3 separate regions of the Homo sapiens genome follow, and regions 2 and 3 are each linked to region 1. A link is a contact called in ENCODE Hi-C or POLR2A ChIA-PET data. All regions are on one chromosome and are shown on one strand. Each heading gives the region's core, a stretch centred on a gene start or an enhancer-like site at or near the end of the contact. The rest is flanking DNA. Distances are from core to core; before and after follow the strand shown.

Evidence for each region. A loop is a pair of places that touch in the nucleus more often than their neighbours do. ChIA-PET counts read pairs that join two places held with the same protein, here RNA polymerase II (POLR2A). Pooled maps may share reads with other maps.
Region 2: a pooled map shows a loop between it and region 1 (7-fold over the local background). The contact joins the enhancer-like site here to the promoter of ALLC in region 1. A Hi-C loop is called at or near these places in 2 of 37 single-sample maps with no recorded cell type and 4 of 50 pooled maps.
Region 3: a loop to region 1 is called in a pooled map, with 4 times the contacts of the local background. The contact joins the enhancer-like site here to the promoter of ALLC in region 1. A Hi-C loop is called at or near these places in 2 of 168 maps with a recorded cell type or tissue (CD4-positive, alpha-beta T cell and naive thymus-derived CD4-positive, alpha-beta T cell), 5 of 37 single-sample maps with no recorded cell type and 8 of 50 pooled maps. POLR2A ChIA-PET finds 5 or more read pairs at or near these places in 2 of 52 experiments (activated CD4-positive, alpha-beta T cell and activated naive CD4-positive, alpha-beta T cell).

What each region holds. Positions count from the first base shown.
Region 1 is chr2:3,656,843-3,659,507 of GRCh38, forward strand. It overlaps ALLC (allantoicase), which reads left to right and starts at 1,358. Exons shown (of 12, transcript NM_018436.4): 1 at 1,358-1,452.
Region 2 is chr2:3,150,268-3,152,932 of GRCh38, forward strand. The region is part of intron 2 of LOC107985840 (a long non-coding RNA gene); the gene reads right to left. Among named protein-coding and RNA genes, the nearest start is that of LINC01250, 26 kb to the left of the region's middle. RefSeq lists enhancers at 1,186-1,255, 1,266-1,525, 1,536-1,595. Within about 2 kb of position 1,329, at least 3 of the 41 ENCODE cell types and tissues checked have a DNase peak (open chromatin) inside an H3K27ac peak, as active enhancers do.
Region 3 is chr2:3,252,941-3,255,605 of GRCh38, forward strand. The region is part of intron 4 of EIPR1 (EARP complex and GARP complex interacting protein 1); the gene reads right to left. Among named protein-coding and RNA genes, the nearest start is that of EIPR1, 120 kb to the right of the region's middle. RefSeq lists enhancers at 1,539-1,588, 1,599-1,728. Within about 2 kb of position 1,416, at least 3 of the 41 ENCODE cell types and tissues checked have a DNase peak (open chromatin) inside an H3K27ac peak, as active enhancers do.

The sequences.
Region 1 (2,665 bases), core at 108-2,607:
GAGGGCAGGGGTCAGGGTGCCTTCTTCCATGGCTTTATCGGTGCCACAGCCTAGGCTTAGCGAAACCACGAGGATAAAAATAGGCCCTTCTGTTCTCCGCACCGTGAGCTTTGTGACTGATCCGAGGCGGCGAGCGGGGGCACTGCACTGCTGTGGCGGGGAAGTCACGGCTGACAAGAACTGCCAGGGACGAAGCCACGTGCATTAATTCATTAAAATACAGTCAGCTATGGAAGGCAGCATAGGATGTGGTTTCGTTCTTAAAGAATTTCATCTGGATGGGCAGACAGATGTGTAAACATGGACTCAAAGGCCGGGCGAGCTGAGATCAGACAACAGGCGCTGGACGCATCCTAACTACGGCTGGGTGGCGGGGCTGAGAGACGGGCTGGGGTTGGGGGTGGGGTTCTCAGTTGGAGGTGGCCTTGAGCCGGCCTTTCAAATGGCTTTGCTTTCCTCTGGGAAAGCTGGAGTTCAGGAGGAGAAGGCCGGTCAGGCCCTGGGGAAAGAAAACCCAGGAAGGAAAAAGGAGCGTGTGGGTGATGGATCTCCCTGGGACGCAGGTTGTCTTTCTGGAGCCCCAAGGGCCCCTGTGCGCGCCATCTGCTGTGCTGGGTTCTGGTTCCAGCTCAGTCCCTCCCTGCGCAGGTGACCTCGGGTGGCTTTCCTGCCTTCAAGGCCCCAGCTGATTCATCTGCAGAGTGGATAGCTTGCCCCGCAGGGTGGCTGTGGTGAAGCAAGGCAACGTCTGTTACTGCATGTCGAAGCCGGGCTCAGCTGTTTCTTTCTGCATGGAAAGTTCTTCTGCAGACAGTGGGGCCTTTGAAGGCAGGCGGCACGTGTTGTTTTGTATGCCACAGGCCTAGCATCCACTTGGCAAGGTGCCCTTTCTTAAGCATCTGTGGGCTTCTTTAAATTCCATGAAAATTTTGTGTGTATTTACTTTTTCTGGGGCTGAGGGGCTCTAGCCAAACCCTCCCAAGGGCCCCTGTCTTCTCTAGTAGGTCAGGACCCACTGCTGGGTGTGCTCAGTGTTTTCTGAGTTAATGATGATTAGTGAATAGGTGACGTCTAGAGATAAAACTTTAAGTCAGGTTACTGGCCGGACCAGGAAGGTGGGGGTTTCAGGCCCAGGCCAGTGGCCGGAGGCAGCTTTGTTAGGGACAGGGAAGGGCCCTGGGACCAGCAGGGACCATGTCTGGCTTCGGGCCTTGTGCGAGGGTCTTGCAGAGGCCTGCTTGGCTTCTCCGGGGAGGGGCTGCTCCCCCTGTTACTTCCACCTCTCTGCAACCCTTGTGACATCATACAGGCACAGCCAATCTCTGCAAAGTTCTGTCTCTACCTCAGGCCCCTATACATTCTCTCTGAGCTGGCACTCAAGCACCGTGGGACCTTGGCTGGCTTCTGGGGAGCAAGAGATCCATTTATGAATACTTGATTTCTGACTGCTGGGTGAGCTGGAGTGTGGTTTATAAATACCTTGCTATCTTTAAGGTGGGCTTTGCCAAAAGAATAGGGTGACAGAGATGAATTTCAGTCATGCAACGAACCCTCGACACTTGGAAGGTGACAGAGGGTAGATGGTGACAGACACCACTTTGTGCCGTTGAACTGTGTTGGTACCGGGCGTGGCCCAAACACCTGGAGGGGCCCCACAGGTGGGTCAGGCTTCTGGGCTCTGGTCACTGCTCTGTTTGGTTTCAAATCATGTGACTTTGGCCTTCTTAAAAAAAAATCTAAAGAGGCTGGGCATGGTGGCTCATGCCTGTAATCCCTGTACTTTGGGAGGCCGAGGTGGGTGGATTGCTTGAGTTGAGGAGTTTGAGACCAGCCTGAACAACATGGCAAGACCCCATTTCTACCAAAAATCAAAAAAATAGCCAGGCATGGTGGTGCGTGCCTGTGGTCCCAGCTACTTGGGAGGCTGACATGGGAGAATTGCTTGAGCCCGGGATGGGATTGGGGTGGAGGTTGCAATGAGCCAAGATCATGCCACTGTACTCCAGCCTGGATGACAGAGTGAGACCCTGTCTCAAAAAAAAAAAAAAAAAAACCTAAACAACTAAGGCCATGGTGAAGTAAACCTATATTCAAAACAAGAGTCACAAAGTAGAACTAAATGTAAATATATACCAAGAGTTGCCGGTAGTCAGGAGTCTCGTGCAGTTGACCTTGGGCTGCTCAGAGTCCCTGCTCAAGGTCACTCTAATTTTGTCCCAAATTTGAACAAACCACTTTTATTATTTCACCATAAATCTCATACTTTTGGCCAAAGGCTTCTTCGGAACTTATTGACAGCGATGACAAAGCCCCTGAAGGTTTTCTTCTTTACGAGGGAGTAACTCTTCCATCAGCACAGCCTTCCCTGCTTGTCAGAGGGAGGTCTCTCTTTCTTGTGCTTCCTAGACTTGCCTGGTCATGCCTTTTCTTATTTTAAGGCTAATCTCAAAAGAAAAAATAGTGTGAGCACCACTTGACTGCCTGAAATTTCATGACTCTATTTTAGAGAGTCATTGCCTCATCGCCTTGCCGTAACCCATGACAATGCTCCTCATTTGCGGTGATTAAGTTGAAATTTGCAGGTAAAACTTTAGCATGTTCCTCAAACATCAGAGCTGACCCTGGGTCTGGTCTCAGCCACAGCAGAAAATGTATTTAAGAGCTC
Region 2 (2,665 bases), core at 79-2,578, 510 kb before region 1:
GATCCATAAGGACTAATGTGAGAATGTCCTGACCGGGTGCAGTGGCTCATGCTTGTAACTCCAGTGATTTGGGAGGCCAAGGTGGGAAGATGGCTTGAGCCAGGAGTTCAAAACCAGCCTGGGCAACATAGCGAGACTCCATCTCTACAAGAAAAAATTAAATAAAAATTTTAAATATTAGCTGGGCATGGTGGTGCGCGCCTGTAGTCCCAGCTACTTGGGAGGCTGAGGCAGGAGGATCAATTGAGTCCAGGAATTTGAGGCTGCAGTGAGTGATGACCATACAACTGCATTTTAGCCTGGGTGGCAGAACAAGACCCTCACTCTAAAAAGATTTTTCTTTCTTTTTTTTTTTTTGAAAAAAGAGCATCGTGGATCATCGTGGCAGATGGGAGTCAGGACTAGATTGCAGCTCCGACTCAGATGGATTGAGCAGTGTGTGGAGGCTCACATCATTAAGTTTAGATCCAGAACAAACCAGGAATCCCAAGAGGACCCACCGACCCTCTGAAGGAAGCAGACAGCTGCAGGACCTGGGAGACACCCCAAATACTGTGAGTGCCCCAACAGTGGAAATGGGAAAGGAAGATCCTCCGCCCCCGAGCACACACCCCCACTGGGGAAACTGAAGGTCTAGTTTTCGAGAGAAGTTTCCAACCTTACCTGGAGTTGAGTCAATTTAGAGAGCAGAGCGAAATACAGGGGTAGAGGAAGCAGCGGGAAAGGCCCTGGGAGCTCGCTGGGTCCCCAAGCAGCCCATTCCTACGTGGCAACACAAGGATCTTTTGGCAGGGTGACCGGAGGTGCAGGGCGGGGGAAATGCAACAGGGAGAAGGAATTCTCCAGCCGAACTTTGTAACAATTTGAACCAGGCGAGAAGCCTCCTGGCCAGAACTCAGGGGAGGGTGAGAGCTGGTGTATAGACTCCACAGGCGGGGGAAGAATGAAAGCCCTAATTGCTTTTGCAGCTAGGGGGTGGTGGGTAGCCTGGGGCGAGTTCTCAGCCCTGCTCGCCCACTGCCTGGAAACAGACTCGGTGCTGTTAGTGGGGCCACAGTGGGAGTGAGACCAGCCCTTCAGACTGCATGGGAGTTGGATGAGGCCTGTAACTGCTGGCTCTCTCCTACTTCCCTGACAACCTCCATGACTCAGCAGAGGCAGCCATAATCCTCCTAGATTCACCACTCCATTGACCTGGGAACCTCACCCCCATCCCCCAAAGCAACCACAGCAAGACCCAACCAAGGAGAGTCTGAGCTCAGACATGCCTAGCCCTGCCCCCACCTGATGGGCCTTCCCTATCCACTCTGGTACCTGAAGACAAAGAGCATATACTCTTGGGAGTTCTGGGGCCCTGCCCACCACCTGTTCCTCCCCATACTACCACAGCTGATGCTCTCTGGAAAGCACCACCTCCCATCAGGAGGCCAACCAGCACAAAAATAGAACATTAAACCACCAAAGCTAAGAACCCTCACAGAGCCCTTTTCACCCCCCTGCCACCTCCACCAGAACAGGTGCTGGTATCCACGGCTGAGAGACCCACAGATGGTTCACATCACAGGACACTGTGCAGACAACCCCCACTGCCAGCTTGAAGCCGGGTAGATGTGCTGGGTGGTTAGACCCAGAAGAGAGTTAATAATCACAGCATCTCGCCTCACAGGAAGCCACATCCATAGGAAAAGGCGGAGAGTACTAACTACATCAAAGAAACACCCCATGGGACAAAAGAATCTGAATAACAGCCTTGAGCCCTAGACCTTCCCTCTGATAGAGACTACCCAAATGAGAAGGAACCAGAAAACCAGCTCTGGTAATATGACAAAACAAGGCTCTTTAACACCCCCCCAAAAATCACACTAACTCACCAGCAATGGATCCAAACCAAGAAGAAATCCCTGATTCACCTGAAAAAGAATTCAGGAGGTTAGTTATTCAGCTAATCAGAGAGGGACCAGAGAAAGGCGAAGTCCAATGCAAGGAAATCCAAAAAATGATACAAGAAGTGAAGTCCATAGTCACCAAAACAGCATGGTACTGGTGTAAAGTAGGCACATAGACCAAAGGAACAGAATAGAGAATCCAGAAATAAACCCAAATACTTAACAGCCAACTGATCTTCGACAAAGCAATCAAAAACACAAAGTGGGGAAAGGACACCCTTTTCAACAAATGGTTCTGGGATAATTGACAAACCACATGTAGGAGAATGAAACTGGATCCTCATCTCTCATCTTATACAAAAATCAACTCAAGATGGATTAAAGAATTAAACCTAAGACCAGAAACTATAAGGACTCTAGAAGATAACATTGGAAAAACTCTTCTAGACATTGGCTTGGGCAAGGATTTCATGACCAAGAACCAAAGGGCAAATGCAAAAAAAAACAAAGACAAATAGCTGGGGCCTAATTAAACTAAAGAGCTTTTGCACAGCAAAAGGAACAGTCAGCAGAGTAAACAGACAACCCACAGAGTGGGAGAAAATCTTCACAATCTATACATCTGACAAAGGACTAATATCCAGAATCTACAACGAACTCAAACAAATCAGTAAGAAAAAACAAACAATCCCATCAGAAAGTGGGCTAAGAACATGAATAGACACTTCTGAAAAGAAGATATACAAATGGCCAACAAACATGAAAAAATGGTCAGCATC
Region 3 (2,665 bases), core at 166-2,665, 400 kb before region 1:
AGCCAGGGCTCTTTTAAAATTTAACCTCAAAGGCTGTTTTAGGCCATGATGGGAAGTGGGGATCGGACGTGCCTCATTCTACCTCTCTGGCATCAACATCGACACAGGCTTTAAGTCTGATAGGAAACATTTTATAGCCTGTTCTCTCGGAAGCTGCCACCTGAAGTTTCCTCTGCAATAAGAACTTGAGTCTCCACGGTCCTTTTTCCTAACCCAGGCATCCCTTTCAGTTGATCTCAGGTCTTTAGACAAATTCAACCAATTGTTAACCAGAAAATGTTTAAATTTACCTACAGTCTGGAAGCCTCCTGCTTCGAGTTGTCCCCCCTTTCTGGACCAAACCCATGTATTTCTTAAATGTATTTGATTGATGTCTCATGACTCCCTAAAACGTATAAAACCAAGCTGCGCCCCGACCACCTTGGGCACATGTTCCCAGGACCCCCTGAGGGCCGTGGTCACTCATATTCAGCTCAGAATAAATCTCTTCAAATATTTTACAGAACTGGACTCTTGGTGGACACCATGTAGAGGCCCTGCCACACAACCATCAGCTGAGCAACGTCATCGCCGTTTCAGGGATGAAGGTTTGAGCTAGAGAAATGAGTGACTTCCTAAAGACCCTACTGCTCCCGAGGAGTGGGTGAGGACGAGAAACCGGACTCAGTACTTCCCAGCTAGTCTCTGTCTGCTTCCATAGGCTGCCTGGCTCTGGAGCATGTCTGATTAGTGTTCTGGGGGGCACACTGGGTCATAAGGCTCTATAAGTTCCTTCCTTAGCCTTCGCTGTTCCCACTAGCAGGAGCTAAAGGCGACTGGTGGGGTGCCCTGTTCAGCCTCTGCTTGTTGGAGTGCTGAGACAGACACAGGAGGGGTGATGGAAATTAGGACATCAGATTGCTCCAGACAGGCAAAAGCTGAAATGGCCAGGAGGACAGGAGCCCCTAACACCATTTCCTGCGGTGTGGGGCATGCCTCTAGTCTGCAGGGAGCACCCATGGCAGGCGTGATGGCAGCTGGAGTGGTAGCGACGTGAGTGTGGGGAACCGTGTGGCATTCTCGGGCACTCCCAGGTGGCCAGAAGCTTTGTGCAGTAAACATCTCCTGGAGCTGTTCTTGGTGCCAATTATATGCCAAAAGGAGGCAAACAAAACCACCACCAAGCACCTGGAGCCTGACCCCAAAGGGCAGCCTTCACCTGTGCCGTATTCACCAGACCGACGTTCCCCCAAATCAAATTCCCTATCTAATCATAACACTTTCACACCATGGAAGACACTTAAAAGAACACGCATGATGACACCAAATGCTGGGGAGGACGCAGAGAGGAGGAGCCCTCACGCTCTGTCATGGCATCACACGTGCAGCAGCTCCACACAAAACTAACTGAGCCGAGAGAAATAAAACTTCCTGTTCATACAAAAACCTGTTCATTAATACTTACCGCAACTGTAGTCATAATCGCCAAAAACAAGGAAAAACCCAGATGAGCTTCAACAGGCAAGTGCTTAACAAACCGTGGTGCGTCATGCCATGGGATATCCCGCCGCAGCAAAGAGGAACCAGCCACTGACCAGCACGCATGGTGGCTGGAACCCAAACTTGAAAATGAAGCAGCAACTCAACCTCCAGGGAATCAAGCCGAGTAAAGAACATCAGTTATTAAAGGTTACACTGTGGGTGATTCCATTTATAGAACCTTCTCCAAATAACAATACAGAGATAGAGTACAGATTCGGGGTGGCCAGGGGCTAAGGCCTTGGAGGCGGAAGGGAGGTGGCTGTGGTTATAAATATAACATAGCACAAGGGACCCAGGGTTGGAGTTGTTCTGTGTCTTGACTCTGGTGGTGGCTACACGAACCCACACACACAATAAATGGCACAGATGTCAATGTTCACACACGAATGCATATAAACAGGAGGAATCTGTGTAAGTTCAGTGGGCTGTATCAATGCCAGTTTCCTGTTTGTGATACAGTACCATAGTTATGCAGTGTTACTATTGGGGAAAACTGGCTGAAGGATACACGGGATCTCTCTGTTACTCCTATAACTATATGTGAATGTACAACCTCAAAATAAAAAGCTTAAGAGAAAAAAGAATATGCAATAATATATTGGATAACAAAATGGAATTCAAGCAATACTTTGAACAACAGAGGCAAAATCAGAGCAAATGGCATTCCAAGGTAGATCTGAGGATAGTTGAATTTGCCTGTTTAATATCAACAATTACTTTCTTACTTTCTTTTTTTTTTTTTTTAGACGGAGTCTCTCTCACCCAGGCTGGAGTGCAGTAGCCTGATCTCAGCTCACTGCAACCTCCGCCTCCCAGATTCAAGTGATTCTTCTGCCTCAGCTGCCCAAATAGCTGGGACTACAGGCACGTGCCACCACACACGGCTAATTTTTGTATTTTTAGCAGAGATGGGGTTTCACCATGTTGGCCAGGCTGGTCTCGAACTCCTGACCTCAGGTGATCCACCCACCTTGGCCTCCCAAAGTGCTGGGATTACAGGTGTGAGCCACTGCACCCCACCTTCAACAACTATTTTCATAAGTCTATGTAGGTATGATGCAATTTAACATTACAATCTAATAATCAGTTCCCCATGACACACACCCATGTGGCCTGTCTTTGCATACAGTGTCTGCACAAGGTG